3 separate regions of the Homo sapiens genome follow, and all the other regions are linked to region 1. The links are chromatin contacts, found by Hi-C or POLR2A ChIA-PET in ENCODE. All regions are on one chromosome and are shown on one strand. Each heading gives the region's core, a stretch centred on a gene start or an enhancer-like site at or near the end of the contact. The rest is flanking DNA. Distances are from core to core; before and after follow the strand shown. Region 1 holds the start of PIK3C2B (phosphatidylinositol-4-phosphate 3-kinase catalytic subunit type 2 beta). Region 2 has its middle 33 kb from the start of NUAK2. Region 3 holds the start of DSTYK (dual serine/threonine and tyrosine protein kinase).

Region 1 (2,952 bases), core at 247-2,746:
CTAAAGAATCTGGTGCCATGCTGGGACCAGCCAGCCCAGGGTACAAAACTCTCCAACAGAGTTGAGAAAAAACAGCCCAAGAGAGCTGCCAGAGACAATACAGCGATTCCATCCCAGGCATGATTGGAAGGGCTGGGGCAGGGAAGCTACGAAGACCCCAGAAGCGGGTGGAGAGGAGAAAAGGCAGGCCTGAAGGAGCAAGAGCAATGGCAGAAAACACACACACACACACACACACACACACACTTCAACATCAGCCAACTAGGGTGTGTGCACTAACCTCATACATTTGGTAACCTCTTCCCACAATCCAGAAGCCTGCCAAGCCCCTGGGCTCCCCACCCTACTCCACCCCACACCAGCTTGGCAGCCTTGCTTGTGCTTCCTGCTGCGATTGCTCCTCCAACATCAAAGTCACCGCTGTCGGGAGCTGAAAATGAGGGACAAGTATAGGCCAGGAGAGCAGCGCCTTCTCCCAGCACCGGCGAACTCAGGCCTGAGGGTCCCTCTCCCTCTTTCAAGCTTTCAGTCTCCTTTTGCTGCAGTATCCTTATAAGGGAGAATCCAATTCTACCCTCCGCCCGACTAAGAAACGTACACATTCCCCAGGCTAGATGCCGACTTCTCACCCAGTCCACAGAAGGCACTAACCCCATCACAGGACAGGTTTTGCTTTTTTTATTTCTTATCTTAAATAAACAAACCCCAAAGCCATTGACTGGTTCAGATCGCCCTGCAGCTGGGAGCCAGGAAGTGTGTTTAGCGAGAAGGGGGTGGGGACGCGGGTGCCTGGAGCCCCAGAGGCCCTGAAGCTGCTGGAGTGGAGTGGAGTGGGGTGAGGGGCAACCTGCTCTGCCCGGCGGGCAGGAGCTCAGGCTCCCACGGCGTCCGCCGCTCAGCCCGCCGCCAGGAACCCTCGGCTGCTTCCATTGTTGCACCTCCGCTGTTGCCATGTTGGAGGGAGAGCCCCCTGACCTCGGCTGCCTCCACTCTGGGGGCACTTTACAGACGCTGGGGCCGATGCAACCCGCAGGATGCGTGTCCTACCTGCGCTAGCTGCTGGCTCTGCTGCAACATCCGACGTGTCTTGTGCCTGGCGACGTGGGCTGCTCGCTCCGCGCCTCCCGGGCTCGCTCTGCGGCTCCAGGCGCCTCTTGCACCAGCGCGAGAGGAGCTGGCCGGCCGCACGCCGCCTGCTCCCGGGCCGCTCCCCTCTCCAGGCTCCGCACAGACCCTAGGCTCCAAGGGGCAGAGGGAGAGGCAGCAAAGGGCGCAAGGACCAGCTTGTGGGGGTGGGGAGGGGTGCTCTCCGCCGAGAGCGTGCGCGAGCTCGCAGAGTCAGGCCACCCCGGGTGAGACAATAGCGGCAGCAGCGGGCGAGAGAGGGGAAGCCATCTCCCGGACACCCGGCGCACTGCACGGCGACGCGACGCTCGGCCAGACCCTGCCTGGACAGGCAGGCACCCGGCCGCCGGCTCCAGCCGCAGCGCCGAATCCGCCGCGAGCCGGAGGGCGGGGCGGCTGCTGGAACCCGGGCCGCCCTTCGCCTCTCCCCTCCCCTTCCCCCTCCTCTTCTCTTCTCCTCTCCTCCTCTCCCCTCCGACTCCCGCCCCACTTGCCATTGCGTGGGGGAAGAGAAACGCGCTGGCGTCAAGTTGTGCTCTGCAACCCAAGAGCCAGGATTTCCACTCCCCACTTGGGTGAGGGTTTTTGCGGATGGTCGTTAGTTTCCCCTGCTGGAACCCCTTGGCTTTGGGTCAGAGGAAAGCTCAATCATTCTGCTAGAAATGACGGTGCTGAGGTCCAGTTATCCGTTTCAGGAATTTCTACCATAATTACGGTAGCGATGTTCGGGGGATCCCCTACCTTGAGGGTTAGGTTGGGGTAGAGAGAGGCTGTCTCCGGGCTTTACACGCTCAGTGTCATTCGTCTTTCTGTCTCCTTCCTTCCTCCCTTTCTGGAAGGGGAGTCTCGTTTGTTTTTGTATTCGCCCAGGTGGATCTTCCGAGCTGCGATCCAGGAAACAGCAGTCAACCTAAGTAGGGAGGGGAGATAGAGGATCCTCCAACCCAACTAGGGTAGTGAGAAAAAAAAGTAAAAAAAAAAAACCTTTCATACAATATGTTATATTTAAATTTTCTACTCTAAATACCTTTCTTCCAGCAGTGGTCTCTGGAAGAATTTTCCTAAAGGCTCCACCCAAAAGAAACCATGAGTTGGCCAGCTCCTCGTTTGCATTTGGTTTGCATAGTACCAACGATCACTAATCTCAAAGTATATTTTCCTAAAAACGTGAATCGTGTTTTCCTCCACTGCCCTCATTTCTTCTTTCTTTCTCGACAGACTATGAAGATTAACACCTGGTCCTCAGCCTCTCAAGTAAAACCATGATTAAATAAATTTGTTATGCTTTTCTCTGGTTAACTTGTCTTTTGTTATAGAAGTGTCGGCTGTGACTCTTATGATGGGGAGGAAAGGGATCACTCCCCTTTCTGATCCTACAGTGCCTTCTGTACCCAATGCTTGTGACTTTCAGTATTCCACTTCACCCTCTGAATATCAAGAATAGCGTCCTCACCTATCACGCTTTCGTAATGATCAAAGGAGAGAATGTAGGTGAAACATCTTGATAATTAACTGAAGGCAGCTTGGTCTGCACATATGTCATAATGTATATGATGCTACTCCTGATCTCAGGAGCCACAGGGGTTAAAAAACGTGTCCGTGCACTTCTTCACCATACAAATATTTATGACAGCTTACTCTGTGTCTGTCATCAGGTCAAGCTCAGGAGCCTGAGAGAACAGAGTGTTACAGGGGCCACTGGTGGTTCTTTTTTTTTTTTTTTTTTTTGAGACGGAGTCTTGCTCTGTCGCCCAGGCTGGAGTGCAGTGGCGTGATCTCGGCTCGCTGCAAGCTCTGCCTCCCGGGTTCACGCCATTCTTCTGGCCC
Region 2 (2,952 bases), core at 325-2,824, 790 kb after region 1:
TCCCTCCTAACGAAGGCAGAGAGAAGGCCAGGTTGTCAGGCTGTGTCTTGTGAGAAGGAGGGAACCAGAGGAGGGGCAACGGCAGAAACCAGACCTGAAGCCTGAACCCCAGGAACCCAGGGGACAAAGACTCCCTGGCCACCACTTGTCCCAAGACTGCAGACACCTCACTGGCCAGGAGCATACAAGCAGGAGTATACAATGTGGCCGGGGGTGCATAGGAGTCAGGATACAGAGCCATGTTCTGTGTGTATGATGTTCACATACAGGAGCCAGACTTGACCATGGGAGACCAGTTTTTAAGTTTCCAAGGAATTCTTGCTCCCTAAACATGTACTTGACCCAGAAAACTCTTCAGCCTTCAAGGCCCAACTCCCTCCACGAAGAATCTGTCCAGTGTCTGATGACTAAAGGCCCTGGATTCAGATCCAGCTTAGGCACCGCCTGGTCATTATCTGACTTCTCTACAGACTGTGCCTCTAGTAGGCTGGAGCCCTGGACTCAACTCAATATTTCACCCCTGCCCCTAGCAATAGGGGGTCAATGGACATTTGTTCAATAAGCTCTAGACACCAGAAAGGGTGAACTGTCTCTTGGCTTCAGTTGTTCTGTGACTTCAGGCTAAATCCAAAACCTCTGCGGTCAAAGAAGGCCATTGCCACCCCTCCCCACCCTGTTCCCTCTTAGGTGGAAGGCAATTGTGGCCCTTAGAAACCCTCTGAAGAAGCATCTAACAGCTTTTCTCAGGCCGAAATGGGAGAGGGTGAAGGTTTAGGAAAGAAAACGGTCATTCTTATGTCTTTCCCCAAACCAGATGATTTCCCTTTGTTCCAAACAGTTGGCAAAGACGTCTGGGCAGAGAAAGGGTCCTGACTTGATGCACTGCTCTGCAGGCAGCTGGGTGACTCCGGCCTCTGTTGGTTTGCAGCCTGGGCCAGGGCTGGGGAGTTGCTGAGGGGTGGGCTCAGGCTCACAGTAGGTAGGCTGCTGCTTGGGCTTTCAACTATTACCTCTGATCACAATGAATTCATGAATTTATATTAGTTTGATGCATATCTCTTCCACTGGACTTCCAACCTCTGGAGCGCAGGAACCACACTGTATTTAATTCTGGAGCCTCAGGGCCTGGCACAATGTCAAGCACACAGTAAGTGCTCAGTAAGTGCTAGAGACAAAAACGCACTGCAGCCTCCCTGCCAGCCTGATTTCTGGAGCATCCCTGACTCTCTTAATGGAAAGAGCTTCTCAGAGCTTCCCAAGCTGACTAGAGGAGGGACTGTCATGGTCATGGGCCCTGCTTCCCTCTTATAGTTCTCTTAGCTGGAAGGCAGGATCCTTCTCCTCTGAGCTGCTTCTGAGGCCACTTATTTGTTTATTTCCAAACCCAAAAATGCTTCTTAGGTTTTGCTGCCACCTGACTTGAAGCTCTGACCACCCCAGTGCTACTTCTGCTCTGCCCCATCCAGACATCAAGCGAGATTCATTCCCCCAGCCTCAGACAAACCACACCCCTATCACAACCGTAACTATTCTTAGCAGAGCAGGAAGGGGGGCGCTGCCGAATGACCTCGCTGCCTATAGAGACTTCACCTCCACCCACCCTTCACTCACCCGGTGTCACTTCCCCCTTTTAATAACAACAACACTGACACCAAGTTTCACTTCCACCACTTCCTGTGGGTTTTGTTCATCCTCAGCTGCTGAGGTTTCTAGAGGGTGGGTGAGTCTCTGGCCCAGCTGCAGGAAGGTCCCTCTGACTATAAACTCTACCCCTAAGCATTTAGAGGCTTGCCCTTCAGTCCTCAGACACATTCACCTTTCTTTTTTTTTGCTTTTTTTTTTTGTTTTTTTTTTTGAGGTAGAGTCTCACTCTGCTGCCCAGGCTGGAGTGCAGTGCAGTGGCACGATCTTGGCTCGCTGCAACCTCTGCCTCCCAGCTTCAAGTGATTCTCCTGTCTCAGCTTCCTGAGTAGCTGGGATTACAGGCATGTGCCACCATACCTGGCTAATTTTTGTATTTTTAGTAGAGGCAGTATTTCTCCATGTTGGCCAGGCTGGTCTTGAACTCCTGACCTCAGCCTCCCAAAGTGCTGGGATTATAGGTGTGAGCCACCGCACCTGGCCACATTCTCCTTTTTTTTCTTTTTTTTTTTTTTCCAGACAGAGTTTTGCTCTTGTTGCCCACGCTGGAGTGCAATGGTGTGATCTCAGCTCACCGCAACCTCCGCCCTCTGGGTTCAAGCGATTCTCCTACCTCAGCCTCCCAAGTAGCTGGGATTACAGGCATACACCACGACACCCGGCTAATTTTGTATTTTTAGTAGAGACGGGGTTTCTCCATGTTGGTCAGGCTGGTCTTGAACTCCTGACCTCAGGTGATCCGCCTGCCTTGGCCTCCCAAAGTGCTGGGATTACAGGCATGAGCCACCACACTTGGCCCACATTCTCCTTTTTTAAAGCTGTCCAGAATAGGGGATTCTCCATCCTTCCCTGGGTCAGAATCCCAATATCTGATCCAAGTTCATCCTGTTGACTAACCCAAATCTCTCCTGCTATTAGGGTTGCCATATTTTGCAAGTAAAAATACAGAACACAGAACACCCATTTAAATTTGAATTTCAGATAAACAATGAATAGAAGGCCAGGGGCAGTGGCTTATGCCTGTAATCCCAGCACTTTGGGAGGCTGAGGTGGGCGGATCATGAGGTCAGGAGTTCGAGACCAGCCTGATCAACATGGTGAAACCCTATCTCTACTAAAAATACAAAAATTAGCCGCGTGTGGTGGCGTGCGCCTGTAATCCCAGCTACTCAGTAGGCTGAGGCAGGAGAATTGCTTGAACCCAGGAGACGGAGGTTGTAGTGAGCCGAGACTGTACCACTGTACTCCAGCCTGGGCAAAAGAGCAAGACTCCGTCTCAAAAAAAAAAAAAACAAAAAAAAAAATGAATAA
Region 3 (2,952 bases), core at 235-2,734, 720 kb after region 1:
CATGTTAAATTAGATTCTTAGGACCCACTTCACACACCTATTCAATAGGAATTTATGAGCTAGAGCACGAGACATGGCATTTTTAATACGCCCCTGGGGTGAGTTTAATACACACTTTAGTTTGAGAATCACTAAATTAAACCCACAGACTTCTTTGCTGTTTTGTCCCCAAGATATCTATCTACGTGGAATGTCAGTCCCTTCTCCCTTCCAATCTAAAGTTATTTCCTAATTAGACGCAGTAGTTAACAAATCCTCCAGTTCCCCACCAACAGCAGTTTAAAAGGAAGCAAGACGTTAGGAAAGATTAAAGACTGCACGATTTTAAGTGTTTGGGGGCCTCTGGCACATCCTAGAAAGAATCATGCAAGAAAGAACAAGAGTAGCTAGTTCTCCATTGGCTCAGGACCAAAATGATCCCTTCCCTCTCTTCTTCACCTTAAGCATGAGCAACATCTCTGGCAATTCCGTGGCACCCATCAGATATGATTTCCTCTGGCGACCCCCAACCCTATTTAGAGAATGTCCCCTCTTCACAGAGCTGCCTCATGATTGGTGTGAACACATTTCACATACATCATCAAACCCACACACCCGACTACAGTCCCATGGCCTCCTCGGACTCCCGGGACTCGCTGCCGCCTCTGCTCCATCTCTAAACTGGGGCTCTGACCCACAACGGCGCACGCGCCCGCCCCCAACTCAGAGCAACTTTCCCCACTCCTCGGATTAACTGCTACCCTCTCCGAACGCCGGCCCGCCCCAGGTCCGTCAGCGCACACCCCGGTCCCCGGGGTCCCGCTCCGGGAACTCCGGCCCTCGGTTGCCCCTGGCTCCCGGTCCCCCAGCGGGCCCCTTCCTCCCCTCCTCAGAAGGATGCCCTCCCAAGGTATCCCAGATCCGGCCGGCCCATGCCCGGGGACCCGGCCACACGACACGACTGCCCCTTTCCGCCTGCCCGAGAAGACTCGGGCTTGTTTTGCAGGGCAGGGGTGCGGTCCGTCCTCCGATTTGCCTCTCCTGCCCTCTCTCCCTCCGGGCTGCCCTCCTTACCCGCCTGCAGCCCGGTTTCGGCGACATCGCCTGCAGGGCCGCGCTCGGCCCCGCCGCCGCCCGTGAGGGAGGAGAGACAAGTGTGGTTGTGGGAGCACTTGATGTCGCGGAAGAACTTCTGGGTCTCGCGCAGGTTCTGTCGCAGCCGTCCCAGGTAGCGGCGGTAGCGGCCGAAGCCCCGGCACAGCTCGCGGATCATTCCGCCGCCGCCGGGGCCGGGACCCGAGACGGGCTCGCTGCCCCATGGCACCCCGTCGCCCTCCATCGCCTCTGCCCGCTCTGTCTTTGCGGCTCGGTCCCCGGCCGCAGGCCCGGCCTCCCTCCTCCCCGCCCCCCAGTGCCGAAGGGAGGAGGAATCCGCCTCCTGACGCCCCCGCCTGCAGTCAGCCTGGCTCCCAACCTCCGTCACTGCCGTTGCAAACAAACCAAACCGCAGTGCGCCGCTATCGGAACCTTTCTCTCCACTATCCAGAAGCGTGAGGGAAGGATCGCTGGAGGACACCCTCGCCGCGGGGTCTCCTGGGACTTGCAGTCCGGGCTGGGACCAAACGCCAAAACCTCAAGGCTGGAGAAGGGGAGGCTGTGGATGGGACTGATCCCTTTTGGAGAAAACCCTCACTCGTTCTTGTGTTTTCGCGCTCTCTTCATTTTAAAAAGTGTTCCTAATCCCTCTATGAGCGTCCCTGAGGAGAGGGAGGAGCTGCAGGACCTGAGTGCCAGCAGAAGTGGGGGGGCCTTACCGAAATCGTAGCGAAAGATGTTAATAGTAGAGAAAAGGAAGGAAACAAGACTGAAGACAGTCATCTCCATGGCTACCCTAAGTGGCTCTCTAGTGTTTCGGATACAGTAGATACTGGGGAATCGGCTAAAAGTACCCTGGAAATCGGCTGAAAGTACCCTGGAAATAGGGAAATCTCTTATATTTGCATTGCGTTCCCCTTTTCCAACTTTCCTTCTCCAGACTTGGAAAGGAAGGGTGTGAAAGGATCAACAAGAGCTGTAAGCTGAACTTCAGTGGGTTCCTGAAGTAGGGAGACCGGACTGGGTAAGGGGAAGTTGAGGTTTGTAGCCTTCCAAACTATTTCTGATTATCTTAACTTGGTTTCTGCTAATATGGAGGACTTTCATTGACACACACAGTCACAGACTCCTGGACACAATTACAAAGGGGGCAAAACTTGACGTCACCTCTTTTGTGCTTCCTGAATTATCTCTCCCCTCTTCACCAGGCACAGAGCCCATCTGTATCTTTCTTGCTATAGAAAGACACCGTCTTTTACCTAGGCCAGACTTCTTCTCTGATAGGCTACATGATGTAGTTCCTTGACTGAAATTAAGAGGAGATTTGAGTTTGGATCTGGACTCTTCCTATACCTTGCATTGTGATCTCGGGCAAGACCCCGTTTCATCTTCTATAAAGTAAGGGTTTAGAATGGCAGATCTTTAAGCCCTTTTGGTTTTAAATTTTTGTGAGTCCTGCTTCAGAAATTTTACTTCTCCTGACCTCTCATCGCAGAACACCCAGGTGTTCTTAGCCAAATGATGTCGTGATATTTGGATTAATTGTTGTAAGATGTGAAGGCCTTACCTTTCCAGGGGCATTAGCATTTTATAAAAAGGGGTCACTAATTCAAATGAATCTGTATTTGATAAATGTCTGTGAGGGCTGACTGCAAGGAGGGAGCCTCATGCTCCTTCCCATTTACCCACTCCCCCTTCTGCCTTTTACTTGGTCACGTATTTTCCATCAGCCATTCTTCTTTTGCAAGATTATATTCCCCATGCAATCCCCAAAGGTTCAGTAAAATAGAAATGAAAATTAAAAATGGGAATTTTAATACAAAGTAGATACTATTTTTAAAATAGAAGAGCTGTAAGAAAGCAATGTGTAATGATTTG

The links. Hi-C counts contacts between places; a loop is a spot of excess contacts on that map. ChIA-PET counts read pairs that join two places held with the same protein, here RNA polymerase II (POLR2A). Pooled maps may share reads with other maps.
Region 2: a pooled map shows a loop between it and region 1 (5-fold over the local background). The contact joins the enhancer-like site here to the promoter of PIK3C2B in region 1. A Hi-C loop is called at or near these places in 1 of 168 maps with a recorded cell type or tissue (naive thymus-derived CD4-positive, alpha-beta T cell) and 5 of 50 pooled maps. POLR2A ChIA-PET finds 5 or more read pairs at or near these places in 3 of 52 experiments (GM12878, OCI-LY7 and T-cell).
Region 3: a pooled map shows a loop between it and region 1 (4-fold over the local background). The contact joins the promoter of DSTYK here to the promoter of PIK3C2B in region 1. A Hi-C loop is called at or near these places in 3 of 50 pooled maps. POLR2A ChIA-PET finds 5 or more read pairs at or near these places in 5 of 52 experiments (AG04450, BJ, GM12878 and 1 more).

What each region holds. Positions count from the first base shown.
Region 1 is chr1:204,493,309-204,496,260 of GRCh38, forward strand. It overlaps PIK3C2B (phosphatidylinositol-4-phosphate 3-kinase catalytic subunit type 2 beta), which reads right to left and starts at 1,497. Exons shown (of 33, transcript NM_001377334.1): 1 at 1,048-1,497. It overlaps LOC124904584 (translation initiation factor IF-2), which reads left to right. Exons shown (of 2, transcript XM_047439554.1): 2 at 868-2,424. The coding sequence ends at 1,888. RefSeq lists enhancers at 687-876, 947-1,076 and a silencer at 1,177-1,646.
Region 2 is chr1:205,286,782-205,289,733 of GRCh38, forward strand. No RefSeq gene overlaps it. Among named protein-coding and RNA genes, the nearest start is that of NUAK2, 33 kb to the right of the region's middle. Within about 2 kb of position 1,575, at least 13 of the 41 ENCODE cell types and tissues checked have a DNase peak (open chromatin) inside an H3K27ac peak, as active enhancers do; they include OCI-LY7, where a contact is called at or near this core.
Region 3 is chr1:205,210,218-205,213,169 of GRCh38, forward strand. DSTYK (dual serine/threonine and tyrosine protein kinase) reads right to left here and starts at 1,485. Exons shown (of 13, transcript NM_015375.3): 1 at 1,054-1,485. The coding sequence starts at 1,318. RefSeq lists silencers at 815-864, 1,285-1,414.